Linked DNA regions of Homo sapiens: regions 2 and 3 are each linked to region 1. Evidence: read pairs that join two places in POLR2A ChIA-PET (ENCODE). Cell type or tissue: B cell. All regions are shown on one strand. Links, peaks and the distances in the headings refer to the core of each region. The heading gives the core; the rest is flanking DNA. Region 1 has its middle 11 kb from the start of GPRACR. Region 2 overlaps FNBP1 (formin binding protein 1). Region 3 overlaps PTGES (prostaglandin E synthase).

Region 1 (7,402 bases), core at 2,179-4,678:
CTGCACCCGGCACCTCCCATCTTATTCTAAAGTGAGGTCCAAGGGGATCACCCAGGAGCCCTGGCTGGGGAGTCTGGGTGTGCTGTCTCCTGGACCAAGCCCTTTCCAGATACCACTCTGGGTTTTGGCTGGAAGCAAACCTTCCAGGCCTGAGCCCGGGATAAGGCTGATTTTGTTGTTTTTGAGAAAAAGCTCCTTTGCTTCATCTAGAGTTCCCATTCTAGAGGGCTCCTTTGCCCTCCCTGCTTTTCGGTGAGTTTGCCTCTTTCTCCTGCCTTTTTACTGTCCAGGCCTCAGAAAATCCATCAGCGGGTGGCTGCATTGATTTTTAATCACGTTTTACCTCTGTGGAATGAGTCTCTCTGGACCCTTTGGAACTGCTCTGAGCATCGGGGATCCAGAGTGTCTTGCACTGGGCGATTCAGACAGAATTATGAACAACGCTGCATTACTCTTCTGGAGGGGCCTGCTGGGAGCCTTGTCCACACGGCAAAGCAGGGGAGTGTCTAGGGCCACTCAGGAGGCAAAGGGCCTAACTGTTGCAGGGCCTTCCAGGCTAAGGGCTGAACCTCACCCTCCGACCTGTAGACCATCAGAGACAGCTGGTAACCACTGGCGCGTAAGTCACCCCCAAGCCACCAGCCCATTTGGAAGATACTTAAACCTACATATTCCCTTCTCTCTAGTCTATTTTCATTCTGTCCCTCAGCCCTCTGAAGGGCACCCAGTGGCTGGCGAGACCCTGTCACCAGCTTGGTATTGAGAGGTATCTTAGTCTGTGTGGGCTGCTATGGCAAAATACCATAGACTGAGTGGCTTATAAACAACAGAAACTTATTACTCACGGTTCCAGAGGCTGGGAAGTCTAAGACCAACGTGTCTGCAGATTCCATGTCTGGTGAGGACCTGTTCCTCATGGCCATCTTCTCACTGTAACCTCACATGGCAGGATTTCTCTGGGGCCTCTTATTTATTTTTTGAGACAGACTCTCACTCTGTCACCCAGGCTGCAGTACAGTGGCACGATCTCAACTCACTGCAACCTCTGCCTCCTGGGTTCAAGTAAGTTTCCTGTCTCAGCCTCCTGAGTAGCTGGGACTACAGGCACATGCCACCACGTCTGGCTATTTTTTGTATTTTTAGTAGAGACAGGGTTTTACCATATTGGTCAGGCTGGTCTTGAACTCCTGACCTCAGATGATCCACCCACCTCAGCCTCCCAAAGTGCTGGGATTACAGGCGCGAGCCACCGCGCCCGGCTGGGACCTCTTTTTAAGGGCACGAATCCCATTTGTGACAGCTCCATCCTCATGACCTGATCACTTCTGAAAGGCCCCACCTCCTCATACCATCATCTTGGGAGTCAGTATTTCAACATAGGAATTTAGGGGAGGCCGGTTTGGTGGCTCATGCCTGTAATCCCAACACTTTGGGAGGAAGAGGCGGGATGATAGCTTGAGCCCAGGAGTTCAAGACCAGTCTGGACAACATAATGAGACCCTGTCTCTATATGTTAAAAAAAAAAAAAAGAAAGAAAGAGGCCGGGCGCAGTGGCTCACGCCTGTAATCCCAGCACTTTGGGAGGCCGAGGCAGGCAGATCACAAGGTAAAGAGTTCGAGACCAGGCTGGCCAACATGGTGAAACCCCTTCTCTACTGACAATACAAAAAATTAGCTGGACACGGTGGTGCATACCTGTAGTCCCAGCTACTCAGGAGGCTGAGGCAGAAGAATCACTTGAACCTGGGAGGCAGAGATTGCAGTGAGCCGAGATTGTGCCACTGTACTCCAGCCTGGGTGACAGAGTGAGACTCTCCGTCTCAAAAAAAAAAAAAAAAAGAAAAAAAGAAAGAAAAGAATGAAAAAGGAATTTTAGGGGAACACAAATATTCAGTCCATCACAGCATATTTCCTTCCAGTGGAGCAGGGCTGAGGACCACGAGGAGCGGGAGAAGCTGGGTGGTCAAGAGCTAGAGAGAGGCCAGTCTCCATGGACTGCCCCCCATTTTTGCCTCTTCTTCCACTTCCTGTCCCCGACCTGGAACCCAGCTCTGGGCAAAGGCAATTGGGTATTGCTGTTGTTGCTGGACAGGAATGGGGGCTGAGGAGCTGCTCCACTCCCCCGTCTCCATATTTCACCTGTTGGGAGAATAGGAGGAGGGGCTGGGTCACTAGGTTGGGTGCATTTCAGAGCCCAGGGAGCAGATACCATTGTTTTGCAAATGAAGCCCAGGGAGGTAGGGGGCTGTCCCAGACCTCCTGCCTTGCTGCAAGTCCTAGAGAGTGTTCCAGAACTTCACCTAGGCCTCTAAACTCTCAGCCCACCTGGGGCTTTTCGTACATCCTATTTTTTTCTTTTTTTTTTTTTTCGAGACAGAGTCTTTCTCTGTCATCCAGGCTGGAGTGCAGTGGCGTGATCTCGGCTCACTGCAACTCCACCTCCCAGGTTCAAGCGATTCTCCTGCCTCAGCCTCCTGAGTAGCTGGGATTATAGGCACCACTATGCCTTATTTTTTTTTTTTTTTTTTTGAGACGGAGTCTCGCTCTGTCACCAAGCTGGAATGCGGTGGCACGATCTCAGCTCACTGCAACCTCTGCCTCCTGGGTTCAAGCGATTCCCCTGCCTCAGCCTCCCGAGTAGCTGGGACTACAGGCACATGCCAACACGCCTAATTTTTTTTTTGTATTTTAGTAGAGACGGGGTTTCATCATGTTGGCCAAGATGATCTCAATCTCCTGACCTCGTGATCCGCCCGCCTTGGCCTCCCAAAGTGCTGGGATTACAGGCGTGAGCCACCGGCTAATTTTTGTATTTTTACTAGAGACAGGGTTTCACCATGTTGGCCAGGCTGGTCTTGAACTCCTGACCTCAGATGATCCGCCCGCCTCAGCCTCCCGAAGTGCTGGGATTACAGGTGTGAGCCAACACGCTCAGCCCTTTTTTTTTTTTTTTTTTTTGACGCAGGGTCTCACTCTGGTTGCCCAGGCTGGAGTACGGTGGCACGATCTCAGCTCACTGCAGCTTTGACCTCCTGGGTTTGGGTGATTCCCCCACCTCAGTCTCCCGAGTAGCTGGGACTACAGGCATGTGCCACCATGCCTCGCTAATTTTCTGTATTTTTAGTAGTGATGGGTTTTGCTATGTTGCCCAGGCTGGTCTTGAACTCCTGGACTCAAGCAATCTGCCTGCCTTGGCCTGAGTGCTAGGATTACAGGTATGAGGCCTAATTTGAAACATTCTTCCTCTCTGTTCCTTGGAATCCACACAAAGTCCTGTCTGACCACCTGTAGAGGGTCAGTCTTCAAAGGCCAGTCAAGAATCCTGGGTTGAACATGGAGCCCCAGGCAGGGCAGGCGGGAGCCAGGCACCACCATCGGCACAGCAGCCAATGAATGAGGTCTCGAGGCAATTGAGAATGAAGGGCACCTGCAAATGACAGGTGTCCCCTGGTGGCTGGACCCCAGGAAGGGGCTGTCAGGCTCCATCTGTGGAACCTCAGGAGCCTTGCTGGTGGGGTCCCCTCAGGCCCTCCTAGGGCTGCTTGGAGGAAGAGGCTATGGGGGTGGAGGGCTGGTAAAGGTAGGCTGACTTACCCACACAGCAAGCGCTTGGTAGCCCCAAACACCAGGACCCCTCTGCCTTCTGCCAACCCCAGCAAGGTGCCCACAAAACTGGGCAAAGTAACATGGTGGGTCACAGCAGAGCACACATCTCTTTGTAGCTAGATTTCGGGATTTTTTTTTTTTTTGAGACCGAGTCTCACTCTGTTGTTGCCCACGCTAGAGTGCAGTGGCGCGATCTTGGCTCACTGCAACCTCTGCCTCCCGGGTTCAAGCAATTCTCCTGCCTCAGCCTCCCGAGGAGCTGGGATTATAGGTGCCCGCCACCATCCCTGCCTAATTTCCATATTTTTAGTAGAGACGGGATTTTGCCATGTTGGCCAGGCTGGTCTCAAACTCCTGACCTCAGGTGATCCACGCACCTCGGCCTCCCAGAGTGCTGTGATTACAGGTGTGAGCCACCGTGCTCAGCGATTTCAGGCTTTTTATATGACACAGTGAGCCCAACATGCACAGAGAGGGGCTCAGACAAGCCTGACTTGAATCCTTTATGGCCAGTCACCAGCTGTGTGACCTGGTCCCCAGCTCCTCAACCTCTCTGGGCCTTGCTGCCTAACCCGCAGGATCCTGCAAAGGCTCAGCGAGCTGATGCACAGGGAGTACGTGGCGCCCTGCCTGGCACACAACCAGGCGCAGTAAGTGGTAGCTGCCATTGTTGCCGCTGGACTTACTAATTACCAAGGCTACGCCAAATTCAAGTCTAAAAACAAGAGCCGCTAAAGGACTCCAGAGAAGGCAGCGTGTCCTGCTTTCTCTCCTGGTCAATTCTGATGCCTCAAGACTGGCCCCCAACTTAGAACTGTTTTGTTTGTTTTTTTGTTTGTTTTGAGACAGAGTCTCGCCCTGTTGCCCAGGCTGGAGTGCAGTGGTGTGATCTCGGCTCACTGCAACCTCCGACTCCTGGGTTCAAGCGATTTTCCTGCCTCAGCCTCCTGAGTAGCTGGGATTACAGGCTCGTACCACCATGCCCGGCTAATTTTTGTATTTTTAGTAGAGACGGGGTTTCCGCATGTTGGTCAGGCTGGAACTTAGAACTGTTACAGCACACACTGTCTCAGCTGGACGGAACCTTGAAGCCCCTCATTGTACAGACAGGGAAATCGAGGCCCAGAGAGTGAGAGCGATTGTCTAAGTCTGCACCAGAGGTTAGTGGGCTTGGAGCCCAGATAGTCGCCTGGGATTATTGGATTCCACGTGTGGCTGACCTTAAGGATGGACTTCATGTCATTGCCAAAGGGCAGCTGGGGGTGGGGGACCGAAGAGGCCACGTCCACCCATTCAGCATTGTTGTTGTGGCTTCACTTTCAGTTGGGCATGGGGCAGGCAGCAGTGACAAGACACACACAGCCCTGCCCTCATGGGGTGGGGCTCCTGGATTGGCCCACATATAACTCATGTATGGGGGCTGAGACCCTGGGAGAACTGGGCCAGGACCTATCCCTTGGATCTGTCTGGGGGAGTCCATGTCTCAGACCCGGCTTGGGAAACCAGCAGGTGTCACCCTAACGGGCAGTGCTGGGACAGGCCAGATGGTGGGCAGCTCCCTGGCACCAGAGTGCGGAAGGGCTCCAGGGCCTGGCTCCTCCTCCCAGCTCATGGTCTGAGCGTCTCTGAGCTTGACCCTGGGAGAGCCCGCTGCTTGGAGGCTCAACTAGGAACCTGGTCAAAGCATCCACCCCACACCGGGAGGAGCAAGCCCCAGTTCACCTTCTCCCATCTGTAAGATGAGCACATTGGACCTGGTGGTCTTTGAAGTGTACCTCCCAGCTTTGAAAGCTCTTGAATCCTATGATAGATGGTATTTGGGGTGACTGCCCAAAACCCCCTTTCCTGAGGGTAGACCTCTGGAGCCATAACGACATGATCCCACCCTCATTGGCCACAGCTGATTGGACTGTGCCAAACAACTGGCTCATGTGGGCCATTCAGATCCTCCCTCCCAGATTCGGGCACTGTGACTCAGCCATCAGTCTGGTGGGCACGTGAGCTGGGGGGAAGGCGAGATCCAGGCGGGGGCAGAGGCTCAGGGAAAGCTGTCTATAGAGACAGAAACTGCCCTGATAGCTGGGGTCCCGGGACTTTTCCTTTAGCCTCTCCCCACCATTCATTCCCCATACTTGCAGACAAAGCACCTAAGTTACTTTGAGGCACCTCTCCGGCCCCCGCCCCTCCCGCCCCACCTACTAGGAGCAGCCTTGGCGAAACTGTCCAGCAAGCTACCCTGCCTACCTCCTGTCCGGTGTGGTCCTGTGACCCCTGCATACCCTCTCCTGGGACTTATGTATTTATTTATTTACGTTTTTGAGACGGAGTCTCGCTCTGTTGCCCAGGCTGGAGTGCAGTGGTGGGATCTTGGCTCACTGCAACCTCTGCCTCCTGGGTTCAAGCGATTCTCGTGCCTCAGCCTCCCGAGTAGCTGGGATTACAGGCACCTGCCACCACGGCCAGCTAATTTTTGTATTTTCAGTAGAGATGGGATTTCACCACGTTGGCCAGGCTGGTCTCAAACTCCCGACCTCAAGTGATCCACCCACCTCGGCCTCCCAAAGTGTTTTGATTACAGGTGTGAGCCACCATGCCGGGCCTCCTAGGACTGAATTTTGAGCAAACGGCTACACAGAGGGAGGAGAATGGCCAGGGCCAATGGCTGTGTCCTGAACTGACAGTCTGGAGACCCCGTGCCCTTGTTCCTGCTGTGTCGACCCCAGATCCTGCAGATTCCCAGGCCCTGCCCTTCCTCCTCTCCTGAGCGCTTCCACACGCATGTTGCCAATTCTGCTGCCACCTTTGGTCTCTGTTGCAGGCCACCCTAGAGCCTGGGTGGTTGGAGAGAGGAACCAGCTCCCTCCCAGTGGCTGTCCTCACTGTGGGTGCCCTGGCTGGCTCTCCTGCCCTTCTACTAAGTTCTCCTTTTTGCTTCATTGGCTTGGGAGCTTCTAGCCTTGCAAACAAAGATTCCCTGGCCTTCCCTCAGACACACGAAAACCGTGAGTGAGAAAATGACAGGCGCTGGGGAACACAGCCGGTTCCCCTGGCCCCCGGGAGAGTCTGTACAGCTCAGCCCACCACTGCCCCATGCTGGGATACCAGGAGGCCTCACCGAAGCCTCGATACTCACTGGGGAAGGTGAAGTTCATAGAGGGCATGTCTTCCCCAGGAAGCAAGAGGCTGCGAGGACCAGAACACACTGCCTGATGGCTCCCTGGAAAGAGAGCAAAGAGGTCCCTTCTCACACGCAGGGCACCTAAGAAAACTGAGGAGGGGCCGGACATGGTGGCTCACGCCTGTAATCCCAACACGTTGGGAGGCTGAGGTGGGCAAATCACCTGAGGTCAGGAGTTCAAGACCAGCCTGGCCAACACGGCAAAACCCTGTCTCTACTAAAAATACAAAAATTAGCCGGGCATGGTGGTGCACCTCTGTAATCCCAGCTACTCCAGACGGGCCATGCCGGGAGCGGAGGGCCGAGGGCTGTGGTCAGCCCGCTCCAGCAGGAGGACATGAGCCAGGCCTGTCCAGAGGGCTTCTGCATCCTCTTCTGGAATAAGGACCAGGGAGGTACCTGTTTCATGCCCAGGAGGTCACGATAGCGCCTATCAGCGTTAAATGCCATCTGGTCCTCGCAAGGAGCCCCGTCCCCTGGTTCACTGGCTTGGGGGTGCCCCCAGGTCAGGGTTTCCCCAGTGTGGGGTGGACACCCCCAGTGACCTAGGAGACAGTGATGTCAGGGATCACACAACCTCGTACCACACAAGTTTGTGCCACTGTACTCCAGCCTGGT
Region 2 (7,402 bases), core at 1,933-4,432, 230 kb before region 1:
TACATACAGTCACATTCCTGACTGTCTGACATGGGCAGTCTACAGTGATTCCAGCCCGCCTGTGAACTTGAGCATAGATCTACTTATCACAACTGGAATTCATTGTACGCACAGACAAGACTTATGGTGCACAGCAGAAAACTCCAAGTATCTTTCCTACAAGGCACACTATCATATACAGATATTTTCTCACACATTATTGTCTAAACATTGCTAATTCAAAGAACTAACATTTCAACTAGATACACTATTTGCTCTCTACTCGGCTACTTTCTTTACGCAAAGTTATATATTCTTTCTTAAGCATTCCACAGACAGAGTTCTCACCTCAAAATATTGTATAGGAAGATTATTAACACTTCATAGTAAAAACGAGTCATTAGGATTGAACAGAAATCCCCATTGAATAGGAAATACCAAATTCTCAGACAAATTCGACTTTATTTGTGATGGATGATCTATTAATACAAGAAGTGCCATCACAGTACGTGGAATTTCTTTTTAATCATTATATACTGGTTTTCAGTCTGAAGTTGTAAGCCAGCCAATTAGAATTTCTCTTAAAATTAGAAAGCGAAATCATTGGCTAAAATAATAATTTTGAAGATTTCATTAAGTGCATTGCTAGACACCTGAAGAATTAAAAAGCTGTCAGTTTCAGGCGACAGTTAAAGAGCCGTGGGAGCCACAAGCGTCAATAACACATGGGGAACACAGCCCAGGCGAGTCCATGTGTTATTGGACAGTCACAGTACTAACCTCAAGTACAAAGAAAGGGGACAGTGAAAATAAATATATATAGAGAGAAGCAAAATCATTTTACTGTGCTAGGAGATCGCTCACGCTTCCTTGATTTGTTTGTTTGTTCTCCAAGCTTTAGGGCATAACTCCCTTATGGATCCATTTGTTACAAACATGGATATGGGTGACTGAGCTACACTGCCGTCTGTAAGAGCGTCACTCTCCCGTGACCACGCACTGCAGCTGTGTTTTATGCGTGAAATTCTGCGGTAAAGTCATACCCAATGACATCTCAGACGGCAGTCACAGTCCCTTTAAAGATTTTACCAGAACTAGAATGAAAAGAGAAAAACAAAAAAAAAAACAAAAAAACAAGCTCAGCTCACCACTGTTATTAGAAAGTTTGCTTCCTTTATTCATGCAAGCTTTTCGGATAAAGTTCCGTATGGTTGAATTTATACAATTAGGCTTTTCTTTTTTTTTTTTTTTCCTGGTGTCCAGTTCTCTCAATTAAGAATTTCATTTCGTAGTGTGGAAGCATAACAAGTGCCTCTGGGTCCCCAGTCTTGGTGCTGTGAATGGGGTTAGTGGCTGTGCCATGACTGTATGACCTGGCCATCACAGGTGAACTTACAACATAGTCCCTAGCCTCAAAGGCATACGTGGGTTTCCCTATCGTCCTCTTCATGAGTTCTTTGTGAAAACAGAAAGACTGAGTCTGCCAATAACCAGCAAGAGAACAAGATAAAATAAATAAAATTAACCATAAGACTTTAACATATGACAAACAACTGGTAAGGATTTTCAAAATCTTTCGGTCAACTTTGATGGTATTTTTCCATACAATGAACTCTAAAATATGAAAAACGTACATCCATATTTTAGATATAAAAGTCTCTTGCACAGGCCAGAAAATGAAACTTTAATTTAAGCAATAAAATTCCCCTTTGTAGACTGCAAATGGAGAACATGCTATCTAGTTTCATTTTTCTTCAACTTACATAAAAATGAAACAATGGTTAATGTTCTGGCGGCATCTCTAAACATATTCAGTGAAACAAAATTTCCTTACAAATGTCAACAGCTTACAACAAATAACATTTTATCCTGTTTAATTATTTAGAAACAAAATCAGTTATGCTGAGATATGTTTGCATGGGATTTATATACTCTGATCATAGAAACAAATTATTGACATCTGAATCTGAAAGCTGCAAAACATGATAAAAGACATAATAAAATCACAGATTTGTTATTCTCTCAGGAACTTTTTCTAGTTAAATTATCGTTGGCATAATGCTGTTAAGTTACAAAGTAGAATAAATGAGAAGGTAGGAAGGGCTGTACCATGTTGGTCACGGAAGCTGTCAGCCATGCCATGGATGTCCCATGCAAGATCCATGTTGAGACTGCTTAAAAATGAAATCTATTTCTCCAAACTTTAGATTTGCTTTTTGAGCTTGTGCTTCCTCTTTTTTTGCACTGCTATGTCCTAGAGGAAGGAACATTAATTCTGACCCTAAGAACAGAATGACCAAAAGTGAGGGAAGCAAAACTATTTCTCTATTTCTTTACGATTGCTTCTAGTGGGTATATGTATGTGGTTTAACCTCAGGAAAATAAACACATCATTTGGGAAATTTTTTTTAACAAAGATTTGCTGAGCACACGTTTGAGGAGTAAGAAATAAAATTCATACTGCTGATTATGGTAAAACAGAGATTTTCCTTTAAATCATCAAAAGAACCAGTTTCCGATTCCCATTTCACTGTTTTAAGTGTTAATCTTTTTTTTTTAGACGGAGTCTCACTCTGTCACCCAGGCTGGAATGCAGTGGCATGATCTCGGCTCACTGCAACCTCTGCCTCCTGGGTTCAAGTGATTCTCCTGCCTCAGCCTCCTAAGTAGCTGGGATTACAGGTGTGCACCACCATGCCCAGCTAATTTTTGTATTTTTAGTAGAGACAGGGTTTCACCATGTTGGTCAGGCTGGTCTCAAACTCCTGACCTCGTGATCCACCCACCTCAGCCTCCCAAAGTGCTGGGGTTACAGGTGTGAGCCACAACGCCCAGCTTATCTTTTTCTAACCATCCTTTTCTTACATTTATTGATTACTGAATTCTTTGGTCTTTTTCTAAATAGTTAGAGAATATCATGAACCACAGATTCACAAACCATTTTTGGCCAACAGACTGTGTAATGTTAAGAGAAAACTGGAATAGACACATAAACAAATGGTAAACAATCATGAATATTCATCATGAGAGTCCAAAAAAATACAGAGATAATATATAAATATAACACATGAGTGCTTGGTAAAGCGGCAGAGATGGGTTAACTGACAGTTCATATGAAACTTTCAGTCTAGCAAAAACACCCTTGTCTTGGAAATTCTTGGATTAACAATGAGTGGAGTTCTAAACGCCAGCATCGTTGAGCCAAGAAGCTGCAGATTACTCAAGTCCTAATTATACATCTCAGCTCAATCCATCATCCACTTTTGAAGCTGTATTCTGCCTTCCACCAACGGCTTTTTTCACATCTTTAGGAAATTACATTTCTAATTCTTAACCTGATATGATAGATAGCATTAAAGCAAGATAATTCAAGATAATTCTACCAACTATAAATTTGAGATTCTCATATTAAAAGAACTCTGCATGTGAGGAAATATTGTTTTGTCCCCTATTTTTAAAAAGCATTGATAATAAACTTGTTATCAATTATGAATTTACATTCTTTACTTTTTTTTTTTTTGGAGAAAGGGTCTCACTCTGTTGCCCTGGCTGGGCTCCAGCAATCCTCTCATCCCAGCCTCCGCTAGGACTACAGGCACATGCCACCATGCCTGGCTATTTTTTCATGGGTTTTTTTTTTTTCTTTTTTGAGACAGAGTCTTGCTCTGTCGTCCAGGCTGGAGTGCAATAGCGTGATCTTGGCTCACTGCAACCTCCACTTCCCAGGTCCAAGCGATTCTCCTGCCTCAGTTTCCCGAGTAGCTGGGATTACAGGCACCCGCCTGTAATTAGCCGGACATTAACCATGCCCGGCTAATTTTTGTATTTTTAGTACAGACGGGGTTTCACCATGTTGGTCAGGCTGGTCTCGAACTCCTGACCTCAGGTGATCCGCCCTCCTCGGCCTCCCAAAGTGCTGGGATTACGGGCATGAGCCACTGTGCCAGGCCTCTTTTTTACACAGAGTTGTTTTTGTGGAAATACGATTGTCAGGTTAACAATGACTACTGTTATTCTTTTACTAGTAACCAGCTGTTGATTCCAAGTCTAAGAAGGACATCTCTCCTCTAGTTAATTAGTTGTAGTTTAGAATCTTTTCCCAGGCCAATGTGTCAGTTGACACTCAAGAAAGGATGGCATCCACCTCTGGCTTTGGGGCACTACCAGGTACTATTTGGAAAGAAGTAACCCAACCGTCAGTTGACTGGAGAGTCCAGGAGAAGGGAAAAGTAAAACTTATGTTTGTACAAGAAAGCATTCCACTACAACTGTATTGCAACTCCCACAGGGTAGGATTTAAAAAAAAAAAAAAGGAGAAAACCTTACTGGATATGTTAACGCTGCTGGGATTACAGGCGTGGGCCACTGGGCCCAGTCTAAAGATCTGTTTACTCATTATATTCATTATAAAAGATATTTTGGGAAGGCTTAGACTAGACTGGCCATTGAGAATGATTTGGGAATCTACACATTGCTTTATGCCAATCTTTCTCTGTAAACGAAACTGGTATCTACATTGGATGGCTGCATCAATTCCATTATCTCTATGATGTAAGCGCACATCAATCTTAATGAGGACAGCGGACTTCAATCTTAATAACAACCACTTACGAGTCAATATAGTAGTTTCTCCCTGAATGTGGATGTCACAGAATCTCAGACTCTGTAATCAGACTCCCCGGATCTAAATCCCGGCTCTGTATCTTCCCACCTTCACCTTTTTATGCCTCAATTTCCTTACAGTAAAATAAGGAAATATGAGTACTACCTGGGCTTCATAGGGTGGCTGGAAAAAAGTAAATGAGCACACAGAACAGAGCTTTGCACACAATAAGTGCTCAGTAAGTGTCAGCTGCTTTTATTGTTTCATCCTTTAAAGAGAAATTCTGCATCAGGCCCCTTCCAATCAACAGATATTTTATCAACATCTTATATAATCTCACTAAAATAGCGAATGAAACCACTGTGACTTATGACTCTTCTCCTTTCGACCCTGAGGCATAGCTCAGGCAAGTATCTTCATTACACTCACATTGCTTCAGTAGTTATTAAGGCAATATTTTCTGACTTACACAGTGACTTCCAATTCCTCATCTCATAGGTTGCTAGTTTTATGTTTTTATTATTTATTATTTTTTTTTAGAGATGGGGTTTGACTATGTTGTACTGGCTGGTCTTGAACTCCTGAGCTCAAGTAATCTTCCTGCCTCGGCCTTCCAAAGTGCCAGGATTACAGGCATGAGACACTGCGCTTGTCCTATTAATTTTTATATATTTTTTTAAGAGATGGGGGTCTCACTATGGTGTCCAAGCTGGTTTTGAACTCCTGAGCTCAAGCAATCCTCCTGCCTTGGCCTCCTAAAGTGCTAGGATTACAGATGTGAACTATCACGCCCAGTCTCAGGTCGCTAGTTTTAGAAATGAAATCTAAGTGGTTTTTTTTGGTAAAATTAAGGTAGAAAATGCATGACTTGGATGCTTTAAAGAGGAAGAGGGGTAAAGTCCTTCCAAAATGTACTAGAAACGAAAAGAAAAAGGCCGGGCGCAGTGGCTCACACCTGTAATCCCAGCACTTTGTAAGGCCGAGGCGGGCGGATCACAAGGTCAAGAGATCGAGACCATCCTGGCCAACATGATGAAATGCTGTCTCTACTAAAAATATAAAAAGTAGCTGGGCGTGGTGGCATATGCCTGTAATCACAGCTAATCAGGAGGCCGAGGCAGGAGAATCGCTTAAACCCGGGAGGTGGAGGTTGCAGGGAGCCGAGATCACGCCACTGCACTCCAGCCTGGTGACAGAGCGAGACTCTGTCTGGAAAAAAAAAAAAAAGAAAGAAACAAATAGAAAGAACTCTGGGCTGTCTGGTTTTCTCCTTTCTTCCAACCACCATGCTTCCTTCTTTCTTTCTTCCTCTTTCTGGCTTTTCTTTCTAGCTATAATGGTTTTTGTTTTTTTTTTTTTAACTTTTTTATATGTTATGGGAAAACACAATGGATTCATTCACAAACAAAATTAGTTATGCAGAACCAAACATGCAACCAAAGCACGCCAGAGAGACAGGATTCCGGAGCAGAACTTACCCCACGCTTTAGGCTCCTGAAGCAGTGGATTTTGGGTTTGGAGGTCATGAACTCGTTGAAGCGATGGGAGAGGGGTTCCTTTTGCTGCTTGGGAGACTGGGGGCCGTTGGGAACAGCAGAGGGTGAGGCAGAGGCAGGAGGGGGAGGGGGAGGCTGATGGGGGGATGTTAAAAGGGACATAAGCTACATGTAAGAGATGGAGCCGTGACAGAGTAAAAATCAGAAACAAGAAGACACAAAACAAAAATAAGCATCAAATAATATTTGAAATCCAACGCAAGTAAAACACAAACAATTAAATTTTAGGCCATGGTCCAAAAGAAAACATGTAGGAGGTGGTTAAATGAAGAATATGATGAGAGTTGGGAGGTTTAGTAAGTAATGCGACAGAAGAGCAAGAAATATCTGACAAGAAGCTCGTGCAGACTTTCCCATGCAAACTATAGCTCTAGTTAGTTACTCTAAACCAGCTTAAGCCAGAGGGTAAATATTTCTACATTACCTAAACTAACATAGCTTGATGGGAGAAAATGAAAGACCTTCAATGCTAAGGTTGTGGAAACAGCAGTCTGTTTAAATTAATAAATAGTAAGTCATTCTAAAGTTAAAGCAGTAATGCTGCCTTGATCATATTCTACGTCCCCAGGTTAATGCTGTCATGCACCTATGTATCGCACTATGAAAAGAAAATGAAAAATGTTCATGGGTACACATGTTAACATGAATTCAAAACCAAGTTATTAACATGGTAACGATTTCCAGTAGATGTGCGGATAAAGTGTTACAGGAATGTCCCACTACATCCTCTCTCCCAGCCAAGGTAACCAGCAGTCTAGGAGAGGAAGGAGGGAAAGGCATGAGGCGAAACGGTGGAGAGGTCAGTACTCTGTTAGTGTGGGAGTCACGGTACGAGGATAATGCATCTGAAATAAGACACAGGGCCATGGCAAAGATACCACCACCAAAAAGAAATACTGTCTCAACATAAGGTAGCACACTAGCTTCTTCTTTTGCATTCTGAAACTACAGGTTTAGGATCTTAGTTTTTCTAAGACTAAAAGATCAAGTCAAAATCTCCACACCTTAGAAAACTCATTTCACGCCAACCATCAGTACCTTATTTTTTTTGATGAACGGCCATAACTTTCCTTTGGATTTGCCACCAAATTTGAGGTCTGGTTTGCCTTCTCCTCTGGAATTTGAAAGGCTGTTATCTGACACAGTGCGCTTCATTGGCTGAGTGTAATCCTCAAATTCAATGTCTCCAGGAGGCTCAAACCCTGATTTATAAGCTTCTATTACCAGCTGTGAATCCTGAAATTATACCCACAAGCATATAAAT
Region 3 (5,486 bases), core at 2,987-5,486, 420 kb before region 1:
GAGCCATGCCACTGCCCACTGTGTCCACTGCCTGGCTGTCCACACCCCCTGCCCTCCCACGGCAGAGCCAGAGGTCCTCTTAGGAAACAAAGCCAGCCATGCCAAGCCCATCCCGGCGTGACCCACAGCCCCAGACTCCCTGATAAGGGCCAGAGGCTCGTGACCCCACACTGCTGATCCCTTTAGCCCCTCCCACACTTACACCTCATTTCTATGCCCATCTGTCTCCCACCCCCACCTCCCTTCCATACCCACCACTCCCCGACACCCACCCCCAACCCAGCCCAACCCAAGCCTCCCTTCCATACGCACCACTCCCACAACACCCTCACCCACCCCACCCCACCCTGTCTTCCTTCCATACCCCAATCCTCCCCCACACACATCCCCAACACCCACCCCACCCCACCCCTCCCTTCCATGTCCCAATCTTCCCCCACAACCACCCCGACCCCTGCCCCTCCTTTCCATACCCACCCCTCCCCCACACTCATCCCCAACACCCACCCCACCCCTACCCCTCCCTTCCATATCCACCCCTTCTCCACACCCCCCACGCCTCCCTTTCATACCCCATCCCTCCCCCATCCCCACTCCCTCCCCCTACCCCCACGCCCCTCCGTACATCTCCCCTCCACACCATCAACCCTCACACTTTTCCTCCCCAACTTTCCCCACCGCCCTCCACTTCCCAAGCTCAAGGTGGAGGGGTCTGGGGAGAGCTGCTGAGCTCTTCTCTTTGCTCCTTGCTTTCTTGGCTTGGATGGTCCCCTTAAAACCGCTCTTTCACCCCCCACCGCAGGTGAGTTGCCCCCTCCCCAGGCAGCCGCTCCCCAGCAGGGGTTAAAAGGCCCCATCTGCCTCCATCAGGGCGCTGAGCCTTGGGGTCATCACGGGCGCCGTCCTGCGGAGCCCGCCCACCCCAGGCTGGAGCTGCATGCATGGGGACGGGGGGCAGGATGAGGTTGCCACCCCAGCATCGGGCACCACCCCACCCTGAGGAGGCACTCACAAGCCGACAGAACAGGGGCGGTGCCGGGCAGGGGACCTCATGGTCTCGTGGTCTCTGCGGCTCCAGTGTGGTGGGGGCCGCCTCCTTCACCCACGCCCCAGGTTCACAGTATTGCCATGGGCATCCGATGCCCCTGCTCACCTGGGTCCGGTGGGTTCCCAGCAGGTTATTTTGCCCACAGAGCCCCTCTTTCCCCAGGAAGGAAAATATAAATATAAAAGCGCACGCTGCTGTGGCCAGGCACGGTGGCTCACTCCTGTAATCCCAGCACTTTGGGAGGCTGAGGCAGGCAGATCACTTGAGGTCAGGAGTTCGAGACCAGCCTGGCCAACATGGTGAAACCCTGTCTCTACTAAAAATATAAAAATTAGCCGGGTGTGGTGGCACATGCCTGTATGTAATCCCAGCTACTCGGGAGGCGGAGACAGGAGAATGGTTTGAACCTGGGAAGGAGAGGTTGCAGTGAGCCGAGATGGCACCACTGCACTCCAGCCTGGGTGACAGAGTGAGACTCCATCTCAAACAACAACAACAACAACAACAAGAATGCACGCTGGGTTCGCCTCCTGGATGGCCCCTGCCCTGGGATCTGTCCTCCCTCTGGCCTTACACTGTCCGAGCCCAGGGACAGCAGGCAAGTCACCTCTCCCCTGTGAGGAGACACCCCCTACAAGCCTCCTTCCTGTGAACCTTGCCTCTCTCATCTAAAAACCCTCACCTTCCTCATCTAGAAAGCGGAAATCCCTCCTGCCTCGGATTGTTTTGGGGATTTTTTTTTTTTTTTTTTGAGACATTTTCCCTCTGTTGCCCGGGCTGGAGTGCAGTGGTGGGATCTCGGCTCACTGCAGCCTCAACTTCCCAGGCTCAAGCGATCCTCCTGCCTCAGCCTCCCGAGTAGCTGGGACCATAGGCAGGCACCATTACACCCGGCTAATTCTTTTTTTTTTTTTTGGTAGAAAAGGGATCTAGCTCTGTTGCCCAGGCTAGTCTCAAACCCCTGGGCTCAGATCTTCCAACTTCGGCCTCCCAAAGTGCTTGAATTACAGACATAAGTTGGAAAAAAATCCAACTAGTATGCCCAGCCCAACGCTTAGCAAGCAGTAGGTGCTCAATACTGGATCGCGCCCTTCCCGTTTCTCTCCCGAGAGCCGCCGCGGCCCAAAAACAGAGGCGTCCCCTTACCACCAGGGGGCAGTGTTTCCCCTCTCAGCTCCGAACGGGACCCGGGGCCTCACGGCGCTTTCTGGCGGGGCCTGGGGTCCCTGCGCTGCTGGAGAACCCCCGGCACGGCAGGTCCCATCCGTTAGAGGGGCTCCGGCCTCGGGGTGCTGGGAGGGGGCGTTCAGGGAAAGTGAGGCCGTGCAGCACAGGGGCTCCGCCCAGGGACTTTGGCAGCCCCGACTTTCAGACCTGGCCCCGCACTTCCGGGCGCTGGCCTCCTGGAGTCTCCGTGTCCTGGTTGACGGAGCTGATAATGGCAGCCCGCGGGCGGGGCAGCCCCGCAGGGAGGGGTGACCTGGCCGGGGCAGGATTTGGGTGCTCCTGGCTCACCTCGCCAGATGCCACCTTACCCGCCCCAACGGGAGGCAGGAGGCTGCTGCTTGCTGTGTGATTAACACCCAGCCAGGGCGCGTTGGTGTCTGCGCCAGAGATCTTGTCCCGCCAAACTGGCTGTAGACAGTCACCGGCAAGAACGCCCAGCGCGCTGGAGCATCAGGCCAGCTTGGGCAGCAGGGAACACCAGGAACGCGCAACCCAAGACGAGGTGCTGGGCCCAGCTGGCAGACACTTCCATTTAATGACTAAAAATCACACATCTCAGGTCACGGGTCTAGGAGAAAACACACACACACACACACACACACACACACACACACACACACACACACGGATTCCCCATCAAGGGGACATTTGCAGTTTCCAAACCTTGAAGATACTGAAGGGACCAGAAAGTTCCTTTGAGTGGCTGGTCACCCAAAGCTCCCGGTCCTCCACCCACTGCCCTTTGGAGGGACTCAAACCTTGGGAGGAGAAGGCTGAGCTTCCTGTGGGCCCCTCCCACCCACACCTGAGCCAGAGAGAAGACTGCAGCAAAGACATCCAAAGCCAACGGCAAGGGAAGCGTCAGCGGGGGCAGAGGAGCCAGCCCTGTCCTTGGCTCACCCAGCTTCCACCATACAGGAACCCAAGACCCCAGCCTTGCTTCCACAGAGAACTGGCAGGGGTCCCCTGGCCTGGCCATCACAGGGACTCACATGGGAGCCTTTTAAAACTCCAGATGGTGGCTGAGCACAGTGATTCATGCCTGTCATCCCAGCACTTTGGGAGGCCGAGGCCGGTGGATCACTTGAGGCCAGGAGTTCGAGACCCTCCTGGGCAACATGGTGAACCCGTCTCTACTAAAAATACAAAAATTAGCTGGGTATGGTGATACGCGCCTGTAATCCCAGCTACTCAGGAGGCTGAGGCGGGAGAATCGCTTGAACCCGGGAGGCGGAGGCTGCAGTGAGCCAGATTGTACCACTTCACTCCAGCTTGGGCAACAGAGCAAGACTCTGTCTTGGAAAAAAAAAAATACAGATGGCCAGGCTTGCCTCTAGATTGGCTGGGCCAGAATTTCTGGGGTCAGTCTGAAAAGTCTGCATTCTTAGCCCGGGATTCAGATGATCATTAGGTTTGGGAATCTTAAATAGAGTCTCCCTTCTCTCTTTTCACTGTTAGGGAGGGAGAGGGAGTGATGTTTTTGATGCTCTGTTACTTTAGCTGAAGGATTTTCTATCAATCTTCACAATCTGTCTTGAAATGGTTCCCATCAGCCACTTCGTGCAGGAATCCAAGGGGCTAAGAAACATACACACACACATACACACACACGGGCACACACACAGGCCCACTGTGCCCAGAGACCCACACGCGCAGCAGGCTGCCAGGAAACCAGGACTCAGGGCCCACCACAATCTGGAAGGAACATCAAGTCCCCAGGTATAGCCACGGCGGCTCTTGGCCCATGGTCTGGTGGCCAAGGAGGCATCAGCTGCTGGTCACAGGTGGCGGGCCGCTTCCCAGAGGATCTGCAGAGCCATGGAGGCGCAGGGGAGCTGGGCCAGGGTGTAGGTCACGGAGCGGATGGGTGCCCGCAGCTTCCCCAGGTAGGCCACGGTGTGTGCCACACGGCCCACGAGGAAGACCAGGAAGTGCATCCAGGCGACAAAAGGGTTAGGACCCAGAAAGGAGTAGACGAAGCCCAGGAAAAGGAAGGGGTAGATGGTCTCCATGTCGTTCCGGTGGGCCCTGGGGAGACAAGAGGGGTGCGGTCAGCCAGGTATTAGCTTTGGGGCCATAGGCCCTTTTGAGAGTGTCATGGAAGCTGGGGGTGCTTTGACCCACTGGGGGTCATTTCAGGCATATCACACACTCAAATCCATTCACAGCCAGGTCAAGGAGATGGATACCCCAGAGTCCAGAAGAAGGCAGCTCCAAGCTTATGCTTGCAAGCAGCTGAGGCAGCGAGGCCACGTCATGGGCTGGGAGTCAGAGGGCTACTGGTCCAGGATGCTCTTACCATACCTCTATGGCTTGCCGGGACCCCACTCCTGCCATACTCTCCCCCACCTTCCTCTCTAGCCCTTGGATACCAGGCAGGAAAAGTGGGACTCAGAGGTGCTGAGTGCTTTACAGAGCCAACGAGTGGAGGAGCTGGGATTGGAACCGAGTTCTGACTGGAGTTTGTGCTCTTTACCTCCAGGGCAGGGCTTCTCTGAGTCAGGCCTGAGGTCATCCTCCTTCTGAATGCAGCTTCCTGGGCCCCTCCCGAGTAGAAGGGGCTAGAGCCCAAGAGCAGGCCTTTGAAATGAATGCCGGGCTCTGTCTCCTTTTCCCCCTAAATCTAACTACCACCTGTCCTTTCAGGGACAATCATAACAAGATCCGCTCCCACTCACTGGAGCCAACCGATGGCCAGCCCCCGGTGAAGCTCTTCATTTTACACATCCTTTCCTGCCTCTTTTTCTGTTGAAAGGAATCAAGCATGTGCATATGTGTGGTGGGGGCGGAGGGGCTCTGTATAACCCCACCATAAATAAATGACCAAGAAAGAAAACTCAGAAAACTCACCTACTTCTGCTGGTTCACATTTTCCAGACTCCTACTAATGGCCGGCTTCCTTTATGAAGGGTGGGGAGGTTGAGTCCCATAAATTAGAGACTGAATGAGCAACTAAACCCATAGATTGCCACATTGGAAGCTCAAATAAACAGGAATTCAGTGCCCAGGGCATGACCTCCCCCAAGGACAGGCCACGCGTGTGAGGTGCAGGAACAGAAGCATGTTCTCCGGGCCTTCCTGCTGACATACATTCCACCAATAACACCGTCTCCTCGGGCCAGGCCCAGACTAGCAGCACTGAGTGGGGACCCGCTGCAGGGTCCTCCTCTTCCCTCTCACTGGCAAGACGATTCTTGGGCCAGTGCGATGG

What was found. ChIA-PET counts read pairs that join two places held together with the same protein. Peaks named below come from ENCODE experiments on the same cell type or tissue, not always from the same donor. Only the 100,000 strongest peaks of a DNase experiment are listed, where the experiment ranks them.
Region 2: POLR2A ChIA-PET joins it to region 1 with 6 read pairs; 4 of 35 experiments call an interaction of 5 or more read pairs at or near these places.
Region 3: POLR2A ChIA-PET joins it to region 1 with 5 read pairs; 3 of 35 experiments call an interaction of 5 or more read pairs at or near these places.

What each region holds. Positions count from the first base shown.
Region 1 is chr9:130,151,697-130,159,098 of GRCh38, forward strand. No RefSeq gene overlaps it. Among named protein-coding and RNA genes, the nearest start is that of GPRACR, 11 kb to the left of the region's middle. In B cell, for the core only: no CTCF peak of the experiment used is centred there; no DNase peak of the experiment used is centred there.
Region 2 is chr9:129,917,784-129,925,185 of GRCh38, forward strand. It overlaps FNBP1 (formin binding protein 1), which reads right to left. Exons shown (of 17, transcript NM_015033.3): 9 at 7,177-7,374; 10 at 6,061-6,243. Among named protein-coding and RNA genes, the nearest start is that of MIR6855, 52 kb to the left of the region's middle. In B cell, for the core only: no CTCF peak of the experiment used is centred there; no DNase peak of the experiment used is centred there; H3K27ac peaks cover 1,438 bases.
Region 3 is chr9:129,735,558-129,741,043 of GRCh38, forward strand. It overlaps PTGES (prostaglandin E synthase), which reads right to left. Exons shown (of 3, transcript NM_004878.5): 3 at 2,792-4,303. The coding sequence ends at 4,054. Among named protein-coding and RNA genes, the nearest start is that of PTGES, 15 kb to the right of the region's middle. RefSeq lists an enhancer at 1,885-2,134. In B cell, for the core only: no CTCF peak of the experiment used is centred there; a DNase peak (open chromatin) is centred at 4,075; H3K27me3 peaks cover 475 bases.